Regions from separate parts of the Homo sapiens genome. Here region 1 is linked to region 2. A link is an interaction called in ENCODE POLR2A ChIA-PET data of the cell type or tissue named here. Cell type or tissue: GM12878. All regions are shown on one strand. Each heading gives the region's core, and the rest is flanking DNA. Links, peaks and the distances in the headings are about the cores only. Region 1 overlaps LIG1 (DNA ligase 1). Region 2 overlaps PPP5C (protein phosphatase 5 catalytic subunit).

Region 1 (5,366 bases), core at 255-5,254, 1.8 Mb after region 2:
TGAATCTGACTTTGCTTCCGGTACAAACAGGCCACCTGCGGAGAGAGGGTGGGACGGGGTGGTCAGAAGCTCCCTGGCTGCTCCCACCTCCACAAGGTTCCAGAGAGGCCACCACGCTAAAAAGCTGGTAGGGCCAAGCAGCTGGGCGGCCCACCCCTGCTTCCCAGGACCTCACCTGAGCACTGGTGGTGGCCTGCTCCGGCTGCTTGTCTTCACGGACTCGAATAAACCGAGGGAAGCGAAGGGAGATGCCCTTGTCACTATCCACCTGCGGAAGCGGGATGGAGACTCCTGCGGTCCAGCCCCAGCGACCCCCTGCTCAGTCTCCTCCCTCCTCCACTCTGGACTGTTTCCTGATCCACATGACGGGGCCGAACGATGGGTTGTCATAAGGATTAAACAAGTTGACAAAGTGCTTGGAACAGTACCCGGGCACAGTAAGTGCTCAAGAAATGCTGCCTGTTGGCCGGGTGCGGTGGCTCACCCCTGTAATCCCAGCACTTTGGGAGGCCGAGGCGGGTGGATCACGAGGTCAGGAGATGGAGACTATCCTGGCTAACACGGTGAAACCCCGCCTCTACTAAAAATACAAAAAGAAATTAGCCAGGTGTGGTGGCGGGCGCCTGTAGTCCCAGCTACTCAGGAAGCTGAGGCAGGAGAATGGCGTGAATCCGGGAGGTGGGGAGCTTGCAGTGAGCTGAGATTGCGCCACTGTACTCCAGCCTGGGTGACAGAGCGAGACTCCAACTCAAAAAAAAAAAAAAAAAAATGCCACCTGCTACAGCCGTTACGATAATGACGGTAATTCGGGCTGAGAGGCTGAACTACGGCGCCAGGGTATGGGTTCTAGAATCTGACTGTGGGATTCCAATCCCAGCTCCCAACTCTCAGGAGCCGCGTGATGCAGGGGCAGTTACTCAGGCTCTCTAGGGCTCTACATCCTCACCGTAAAATGGAGATGTTTGTGTCACTACGTCTTACGGATTTTGAGAGGATTAAATGAGTGTCTATGAGTGACACGCTGATGACCACACAGTGCCCACTGCACAGCAAGGGCTGGATACACACCGGCTCCTGTGCCTTGTTACTAAGGGTCCCTGGCTGTCTAACGTGCAGCATGGTAAAACATTTTTAAAAATTAGATCAAAAATGTAAGTTCTTGGCTGGGCATGGTGGCCCACACCTGTAATCCCAGCACTTTGGGAGGCCGAGGTGGGCGGATTGAGGCCAGGTGTTTGTGACCAGCCTAGTCAACATGGTGAAACCCCGTCTCTACAGGCACGGGTCACCATACCCAGCTAATTTTTCTATTTTTTGGTAGAGGTGGGGTTTCACCGTGTTGGTCAGGCTGGTCTTGAACTCCTGACCTCAAGTGATCTGCCTGCCTCGGCCTCCCAAAGTGCTGGGATTACAGGCATGAGCCACTGTGCTTGCCCTGGGAATTCTTTTATTTAAGAAAAGAATTTTCTTTTCTTTTTTTGAGACAGAGTCTTGCTTTGTCACCCAGGATGGAGTACAGTGGTGTGATCTCGGCTCACTGCAACCTCCGCCTCCCAGGTTCAAGCGATTCTCCTGCCTCAGCCTCCTGGGTAGCTGGGACTACAGGCACCCGCCATCACACATGGCTAATTTTTGTATTTTTGGTAGAGATGGGGTTTCACCATGTTGGCCAGGCTGGCCTTGAACTCCTGACCTCAAGTGATCTGCCTGCCTCGGTCTCCCAAAGTGCTGGGATTACAGGCACGAGCCCCCATGCCCGGCCCATTTTTAAAGAAAAAATGTTTTGATCTTTTTATCTGACACTCAAATAAAATGCAAGCTCATCTTCCTGATCCTTACCTGGAAGAGCAGATGTGAGCCAAGGTCCCCTCCCTACTCTGCTCTCTGTGTGCCCGCCCAGAATCCCACACAGGGCCACGGCCAGGTCCTCTGCCACTCACCAGGCCCCGCGCAGCAGGGTAGATGGGAGAGAGGGAGAGGTCAGCGCACTTCACCTCCCACACAGCGCTGGGGTCCAGCCAGTGGTCGGGAATCACAGCGCCATCTATCCGCACGTAAGGGCGTGGGCTGGGCAGCACCAGCGCCTGCAGTGAGCAGAGGAAGAGAGGAACAGAGGGTCTGGAATCTCAAAGTCAAGGCCAAGTGTTGGAGGGCTGGGGAGAGGGAGGAAGGGAAAAAAACAGGCACCCCCTTGAAGTAAACAGAAATAGGAAGTGAAATAAGGGAAAAGAAACAAGACACCCCCTTGAAGTAAACAGAAATAGAAAGAGAAACAGAAAGTGAAAGAAGGGAAAAGAAACAAGACCCCCTTGAAGTAAAAAGTTGAGAAAGGTGGGAGTTGGGAGGAATGGGAGATGGAAAGAAATGAAAGGCCCTGGGGGCTGAGGCAGGACATTAAAGACAAAAAGAGGCAGAGAAAGGGCCAGAGACCTGGAGGAAGGAGACAGAGACACAGTGGGACAGGGACAGAGATGTAGAGAGAGAGGGCAATGGAGAGAGAGAACCAAAGAGTGGGACAGAGATGGTGTCAGGGTCCGTGTGTCCCCACCCACATCTTGTCTTGAATCATAGCTCCCAAAATCCCCATGTGTCGTGGAGGGACCTGGTGGGAGGTAACTGAACGATGGGGGCAGGTTTTTCCCGTGCTGTTCTCGTGATAGTGAGGAAGTCTCACGAGATCTGACGGCTTTATAAAGGGCAGTTCCCCTGCACACGCTCTCTTGCCTGGCGCCATGTAAGATGTGCCTTTGCTCCTCTTTCGCCTTCTGCCATGACTGTGAGGCCTCCCCAGCCGTGTGGAACTGTGAGTCCAGGAAACCTCTCTTTATAAATGATCCTTTTTTTTTTTTTTTTTTTTTTGAGACAGAGTCTCACTCTGTTTCCCAGGCTGGAGTGCAATGGCATGATTTCAGCTCACTGCAACCTCTGCATCCTGGGTTCAAGCAATTCTTCTGCCTCAGCCTCCCAAGTAGCTGGGACCACAGGCATGCGCCACCACGCCCGGCAAGTCTTGGGTTATTTCTTCATAGCAGTATGAGTATGAAAATAAACTAATACAGATCCAATATGTAGGACAGACACTCATGCCTGAAATGCCTGTGACCATGACAACATTCATTCACATTGATCAGGGCTCACAGGCACTTCACAAGGAGCAGCTATGGCACCTGCTGTGTCCTTTGGCTAACCCCTGGTGTGAATGAGGCACAGGGCTTGGGGAGGTGAGGCTGCTTGAGCAGGGTCACCAGCTAGTAGCCGGCAGTGCTGAGACATGAACCTGGAGATGCTGGACTCCAAAGCCAGCTCCACTGCCTGCTGCCCTCCTGCCCACACCTGGAGCCCCAAGATGGTGGAAGCCAAGAGCCCTGCATGGAAGGACTGTGCTGTCAGGGGCAGGGGGGAGAGGGGTGGAGGCTGAGGCGCAGCCGCCATGGCTCACCTTGAGGCTCTGGTGATGCTCCTCCAGCTCCTCATCACTGAAGCCAGTTCCAAGCTGCAGGGAGGAAGCGGGAGGTCAGAGGCTCAGCCAGCCACAGGCCCAGCACTTGCTCCTGCCATCTAAAGCTGTGTACACTCATGGCCCCCACCCCACTCTGGTCTACGCAGTATCCACAGAAAACCAGGGAAGTAGGGAGCTGGGGGTGCGGAGCATCCATCCAGAGACTCCCGGGTGGGAATGTTCTCCCAGCAGGCCTGCCGTGAACCACTCCCTGTCTTCTGCTTTATGGAGAAACTCTTGCTGCTTCCACTGTCTCCCTGGCCCCAGGAAGTCACTCCCTTATGCTCACCCACATCCTCACTGCCCAGTAACTGGCTGTCCTCACTTCCAGTCTTTTTTTTTTTTTTTTTTTTTTTTTTTGAGACAGGGTGTAGCTCTGTTATCCAGGCTGGAGTGCAGTGGTGCAATCTTGGCTCACTGCAACCTCCACCTCCTGGGCTCAAGCAATCCTCCTGCCTCAGCCTCCCAAGTAGCTGGGACCACAGGCATGCACCACCACGCCTGGCTAATTTTTTAAAAAAGTTTTTGTAGAGGTGGGGTCTCACTATGTTGCCCAGGCTGGTCCCGAACTCCTGGGCTCAAGTGATCCTCCCACCTCAGCCTCCCAAAGTGCTGGGATTACAGGCGTGAGTGGCCATGCCCAGCCCATCTCCAATGTTAACACTGCCAAGAGCTTCTTTCACCTACCAAAATAGGAAAGGCTAAAAATTAGCAGTAATGCTGGATGCTGGCAGATACGCAGCAAGTGGGCAATAATCACCAATATAAACGTCACCTGGAAAGCCCCTTTTGCATTGAGAGTCTTAAGGATTCTTTTTGCCTTTTGTCCTGACAATAGCTCATTTAAAAATCTATTCTAAATAATGCAAAATGGTGACAATGTAGATTGGTGGCCAAAACATTTGTGATTTATAAAAGTCACTTCTGTCACTGATCGTTTAGGTTAACGGACACTAAGTAATCACATTACCCATCAGAACAAAGCCGGCAACAACTTCCCCACACAGCCACGGGGAGCTGGTTCAGGACACAGCACTATGTGCTATGGGGCACAGCACTTGAAAACTCTTGTGCGGGCATTCAGGTCCTGTTGCCATATTGCTTAAGGGCATATACAACACTGAAAACAAAGTACTTCCAGGGTAAAAAGGCAGAAAAGAAAATTACTCATAGAGAAGGATCACAACTTTGCAAAAATGTAAATAAAACATTCCCTCAAATGTCACTACTGCGTGTCTCTGGGTGGTACGATTCTAGGTGATATTTTGTTCTGTTTCTGTGGCAAAAGACCCAAATTTGTTGGAGAGGGGAATATAGGAAATACGTAAGAAAATCTAGTCCAAAATGTGCACAGCTTTAAGAAAAACTTTAACTTGAAAAAAAGTAAATCACTTTACATTTCCCAGAATTCCTTGCAGCTAGGGGTGAGCCATGGAGCAAAGTGATGAGCAACAGAACTTGAGCAGAAGGTGTTCACTGGCTGAGGCTGACTCAGGGTCCAACCCCCTTTGCTCTTCCCTGGTGCGTGGAGCAGGCATGGCCATGAGGGCTGGAACTCCTGCAGCCACATTGTGATGATGAGGCCAGAGGCACATGGCAGAAAAAAAAAATGTGGGGACAAAAAAAAATGTGGGGAGAGGAGGAACCTGAATCCCTAATGGCATCAGACTGCCCCCTCCACACTTCTCATTTCATAACAAAAAAATTCTTTTCTTATGTGAGCCACCACTATTTGTAGCTAATCTCAATCTCTCACTGACACACATTCCTGACATCTTTCTATCCCAGCCTGTTTTTCTATATGAAGCAAGAGTTGCTCATAGAACCAGAAAAAGTAAATAAAAACTGGGGAGAACGGATCCTTCAC
Region 2 (5,366 bases), core at 167-5,166:
GCATTTGAAAGATTGCCAGGAGTTGGCGTGGCAAAGAGGAATGTTGTTAGATTGTTGCTGGCCACATCCCCAGGACCCGGCTTCTCCCTTCTGTAATGTCAGTCCTCATCTCTCTCTGCATCCCTCCTTCCTTTCCCTCTGGAGCCACTCATGGAGCCTGGGACTCTCTTCTTCCATCTCTTCAACCAACTGACTCCCATCCTCCAGGTCTCAGCCCCAGTGTCCCCTCCGAGCTGCCCCAACCCTAAACACTGGGCACCACTGTCTAGGGATGGATCTGTCTCCTCCACTGGATGGTAAGCCCTGGGAGGGCAGGGCTGTGTGTAAGAAGGACTCTCGGAGTGCTGTTGAGAACATTAAAATGGGAGTGAGGGTGGGGACTCTGTGCAGGGCTGCTGGTAGAAGGACTCTAGGAAACCCTAGTCCACAGGGGGTTCCTCAGTAGCCCAGGGATACCCAGGTAGTAAGAGGCAGAGCTAGGGACTGGGCCCAGGCCACCTACTCCTGCCTCTGTGCTTACCCCTGTGCCACGCTCCTGCCCAGAGGTCACCATGGCATGGGGCGTGAGAGTGGGAGCCTTTTGGTCTTGGCCTGGCTCAGAAGGCCCACTTCTCGGCCAGGCGCTGTGGCTCACGCCTGTAATCCCAGCACTTTGGGAGGCCAAGGCAGGAGGATCACGAGGTCAGGAGATCGAGACCATCCTGGCTAACACGGTGAAACCCCGTCTCTACTAAAAATACAAAAAATTAGCCGGGTATAGTGGCGGGCGCCTATAGTCCCAGCTGCTCGGGGGGCTAAGGCTGGAGAATGGTGTGAACCTGGGAGGCGGAGCTTGCAGTGAGCGGAGATCGCACCGCTGCACTCCAGCCTGGGCGACAGAGCGAGACTCCATCTCAAAAAAAAAAAAAAAAAGAAGGCCCACTTGTCACCTGCTGTGTGACCTTGAGCACCGGCCTTTCTTCCCTGAGCTTCAGTCCCCAGATTTGGAGACGGGGGTTAATGTAGTTTCCCTGGGCTTGTGAGAGTTCAGTGAAGGGGGACCTGTGTACTAAAGCCCTGCATGGCTCTGGTACATCACGGCCCCCAGTGGGGACAAGCCTCTAAGGCTGTTTAAGCCTTGGCTCTCCTGCCTGTCAAATGGGCACGAGGGAGGGATCAAGCCTGGCTCTGCAGGTGCAGACAGGGCATTTGACCTTGAGCAAGACCTCCATGGCTTGTCTGTAAAATGAGCACCAGATGGTCCTTACTCCCGTGGAGACATGAGGATTCCACAGGTCACGAGGTAAAGTGCAGGGTACAGCTATAGCTCATCTCAAATAAAATCCGACCTCTCCTCCTTGGCCAGATGTCACATCCTGTCACTCCACACTTAGAACATCAGTGTCCAGACCTCACTGTGGCTGCCCGGGGCCCAGGGATCTGTCCCACCAGCCTCCCTGCCTCATCTCTCCTCCCCCTGCCCACTCCACCCAGCTGCCTCAGCTCTCACTGGCCCTCAGACAAGGCTCAACCACCTCTGGGCCTCTGCACCTGCTCTTCTTGCTATCGGAGTGCTCTTCCCTCAGTCTGCTGCTAGTGCCCAGCTTGGGGCTGGAGGGGTGGGTGGGCGGGTGTGTGGAGTCCTGGAGACTGTGGCCGAGAGGACAAGCCCTGAGCTAGGTTGGTTGGGACAGGCAGGAGGGGCAGGCTGAAGAGATGTCTCTGGGCTCAGGGTAGCCCTCAGCTTCCCCATCTGTGAACAGGGAGACTGGGCGTCACCCAGCCCAGGGCCTGTCCTCGCAGGGTTGGAGCACTGCCTCATGCCTCTTCTTCTGTCTCCGCAGCCAAGGACTACGAGAACGCCATCAAGTTCTACAGCCAGGCCATCGAGCTGAACCCCAGCAATGCCATCTACTATGGCAACCGCAGCCTGGCCTACCTGCGCACTGAGTGCTATGGCTACGCGCTGGGAGACGCCACGCGGGCCATTGAGCTGGACAAGAAGTACATCAAGGGTTATTACCGCCGGGCTGCCAGCAACATGGCACTGGGCAAGTTCCGGGCCGCGCTGCGAGACTACGAGACGGTGAGCTGGGGAGTGGGCCAGGCCTGGCACCTGAGCCAGGCAGATACTGAGGGCTGGGCTGGCGGGGACGGGTGTGAGGAGCCATTCACTCCTCTACTTACCACTCAGCCAGCCAGCAAGTGCCTGTGGGGCCTTGGGCCCAGGCCAGAGTACCCAGGCCACAGCTCTGCTCAGCCATCTCACATTTTGTGACCCTGAGCCAGTTACCCCGCCTCGCCACACCTTCCTTTCCATATCCGTGAAATGAGGAGAACAAGAGGATCAGCCTCAAGGGTAGCGGTGAGGAAAAGTGAGCTTTTGCCTTTCACACGAGTAGACCAGTACTTGGCCCGGGGTCAGTGTCCTGTGATGGTTCACCTGATGGTTACTGTCATTGTTAGTGCTGGTGCTGGACAGGAGCCACACAGCCTCTCTTCTTCTGGTGGAGCTTGTCTTTCAGGGGCAGGCAGAAAACCCACCACTGAATAGGTTAGCAGAATAATTGCAGGTGAGGATCTGCACTTTGAAGAAAAGAGGAAGGGCAGTCGGGCACAGTGGCTCACGGCAGTAATCCCAGCACTTTGGGAGGCCAGGGTGAGAGGATTGCTTGAGCCCAGGAGTTTAAGACAAGCCTGGGCCACATAGGGAGGAGACCTCATCTCTACAAAAAATACAAAAATTAGCCAAGCGTGGTGGCACGCACCTTTAGTCCCAGCTACTCAGGAGGCTGAGGCAAGAGGATTACTTGAGCTCAGGAGCTCAAGGCCGCAGTGAGCTATGCTCTCACCACTCCACTCCAGCCTGGGCGACACAGTGAGACCCTGTCTCAAAAAAAAAAACAAGAAGGGTGATATGCTGCCAGGGACAGCAGACAGGATATGTGTGATATGCTGATGAGGGAGGGGACCTAGGGCACAGTGAGAATTCGCTAGTGCCCTCACCCACCTAATGAAAATCCTGACGGTATGAGGCTCTGCAGAGCGAGCACACACCTTCACACCAGGTGTGCTCTGCATCTTCCTTCAGGGAGGCTGGCTGAATCATTACAGCACCCTGGGACGTGGGAACTGGGATTACTCCCCTTGCACAGATGAGGAAACAGTCCCTAAGGGGTGAAGTCACCTGCCCAGTGACCCCCACCTGGTTAGTAGCAGAGCTGGGATTTGAACCCAGGAGGCCTGGCCTCAGGGCCTTATCTCTCCCACCTCAGAGTTCGCTCCCTGAGACGGGGCCGTGCGCTTGTCCTGCGCATGGGGATGGTGCAGCAGGGGGCTTGGTCAGTGTGTGTCGAGAGGATTGTTATCCTGCCCCCCGACACAGACACACTTCACTCCCTCCTTCCCTTGCAACCATCACACTCGGAGCTGCTTGTGTCGTGTAGGGAGGGGCAACCAGGGAGCTGGGAGCCGCGAGTCTGCAGTTGGTCGCGGGGCTGAGAAGCACGAGTCTGCAGTCGGTGGAGCCAGCTCAGACACTGTCCTGGCTGTTGGCCGCTGGCCTGGGGTGGAGGGTGGACTTCAGGCCAGGTGAAGGCTTGAGCTAAGCATGAGTCCAGGGGACACATGTTAGGATGGGGGCAGAGATGTGGCGGGGGGTTAGGGCGACACCTAGAAGGGTGGGGGCAGGGGCAGCAGAGCAGAGGCCTTCCCAGCTTGGGCTCCCAAGCCATTCTTGGCCAAGCCCCTCCCTCATTGTCTCTTCCTGTCCTAATCTAGAAAATGGTGACAAGAGGAGTGGCCGCCTCCGGATGGCTGTGGCTGTGATGACATGGTTGAGTAAAGGTCACGAGCTGCAGGGCTCAGTAATGAGTAACCAAGGACAGTCGGTGTTGGGTTGGGGCAGGGCTCCAGGTGGGAAGGGGGCCTGGGGAGACAGTGGGGCAGAAGAGAGGAGCCCCAAGGACAGGTTTAGGGCAGGGTCTTCATCTCGTGTGGGGCTGCAGGAGCATCTTTCCCCAGGGTAAGGAGCAGGGGCTGCAGGCAGGGTCTTCGTCAAGTGTGGGGCTGCAAGAGTGTCTTTCCCCAGGGTAAGGAGCAGGCTTTTCAAGACTCTGGCCCAGTCTAGGGCCCAACCCCGCATACTCCCAACCCCGCATACTCCCTGAGGCTGGGCTGGTTGGCTTCAGCCATCTTGTGGGTGTGCCACGTCTGAGCTGTGTCCCAGGCCTGGCGGATGGCAGGGAGGGTTGAGGGGGTGGGGAATTCAGAGTCTTTTACAGAATACCCAGCACCTAAATTGTCATGGCCCATTTCCCCATGGGGGCTCTCCCAGCAGCATTGGGGACCCCCACATGAACATGAGGGCTTACCTGTCATCAGGCCATCCATATGCCTGCAGGCCTTCAGCCTTGCTCCTTTCTGCGCAGTTCTTCAGGCTCCATGTGCCCTGGGGCAGTTCATCTTCCCAAGACTCTACCTCCTGCTTGCTGGATGCTAGAGTTTCCTCCTAGACCAGAAGCTCGCCAGGGAAGCAGAGCAAAGACGTGACCTTGGCCTTGGGCGGGGGAGCTCCCCTTAGCCTCGGTTTCCTCAGCGGTCTGCTCACTCTGGGCCCAGCACTGCTGGGAGCCCTTTGTGCACCTGAATTCAGCCTGAATTCAGACTGAGGCCTAGAGAGGAGATGTCCCTCCTCCAAGGTCACCCAGCAGGGAAGTGGCAGAGCTGAGACTTGAACCCCTAGTCCATGCTTGTAACTGTTTCTGGGCCACAATCAGTTGAATAGCTTCAGCACTTTTGTCTTCATCAAACAGAGAATTAAAAACGGTTCATTGTTTGGAGGAAGTGTGTATAAATATTGTTTTGTGGAAATGACTTTTCATTTACACAAGTACAGATGAGTGATGGATGTGATATAAAAATCCCTATTTTACATGTGGGCTGCAGGCAGAGAGTCTGCGGTCACCAGTGCAGGGGCTAGATGGGGCAGGCTCTGGGCTCAGGACGCCTAGGTTCACAGCCAGCTCAGATTGGGTAGCAGCTGCATGGCTCCTAGTGCCTTTTTTCTCAGCCTTAGTGTCCTCATCTGTTAAAGGAGGTGAGAATATAGGAATAACAACCAAAGTGTTTTTTCTTTGTTTTTGTTTTTTGTTTTTTGTTTGAGAGAGAGTCTTGCTCTGTCACCCAGGCTGGAGTGCAGTGGCACAAATCTTGGCTCACTGCAACCTCTGCCTCTTGGGTTCAAGCGATCCTCCCACCTCAGCCTCCCAAGTAGCTGGGACTACAGGCGTGTGCCATCAAGCCCGGGTAATTTGTGTAATTTTTGTGGAGATGGGGTTTCACCATGTTGCCCAGGCTGGTCTCAAACTCCTAGGCTTAAGGAATTT

Evidence for each region. ChIA-PET counts read pairs that join two places held together with the same protein. Peaks named below come from ENCODE experiments on the same cell type or tissue, not always from the same donor. Only the 100,000 strongest peaks of a DNase experiment are listed, where the experiment ranks them.
Region 1: POLR2A ChIA-PET joins it to region 2 with 8 read pairs; 1 of 35 experiments calls an interaction of 5 or more read pairs at or near these places.

Annotation. Positions count from the first base shown.
Region 1 is chr19:48,115,698-48,121,063 of GRCh38, forward strand. It overlaps LIG1 (DNA ligase 1), which reads right to left. Exons shown (of 28, transcript NM_000234.3): 25 at 3,440-3,493; 26 at 1,941-2,084; 27 at 176-268; 28 at 1-35. Among named protein-coding and RNA genes, the nearest start is that of PLA2G4C, 7.6 kb to the left of the region's middle. In GM12878, for the core only: no CTCF peak of the experiment used is centred there; no DNase peak of the experiment used is centred there; H3K27ac peaks cover 799 bases.
Region 2 is chr19:46,351,925-46,357,290 of GRCh38, forward strand. It overlaps PPP5C (protein phosphatase 5 catalytic subunit), which reads left to right. Exons shown (of 13, transcript NM_006247.4): 2 at 1,824-2,065. Among named protein-coding and RNA genes, the nearest start is that of PPP5C, 7.5 kb to the left of the region's middle. RefSeq lists silencers at 746-915, 4,930-5,019. In GM12878, for the core only: no CTCF peak of the experiment used is centred there; no DNase peak of the experiment used is centred there; H3K4me3 peaks cover 593 bases; H3K27ac peaks cover 994 bases.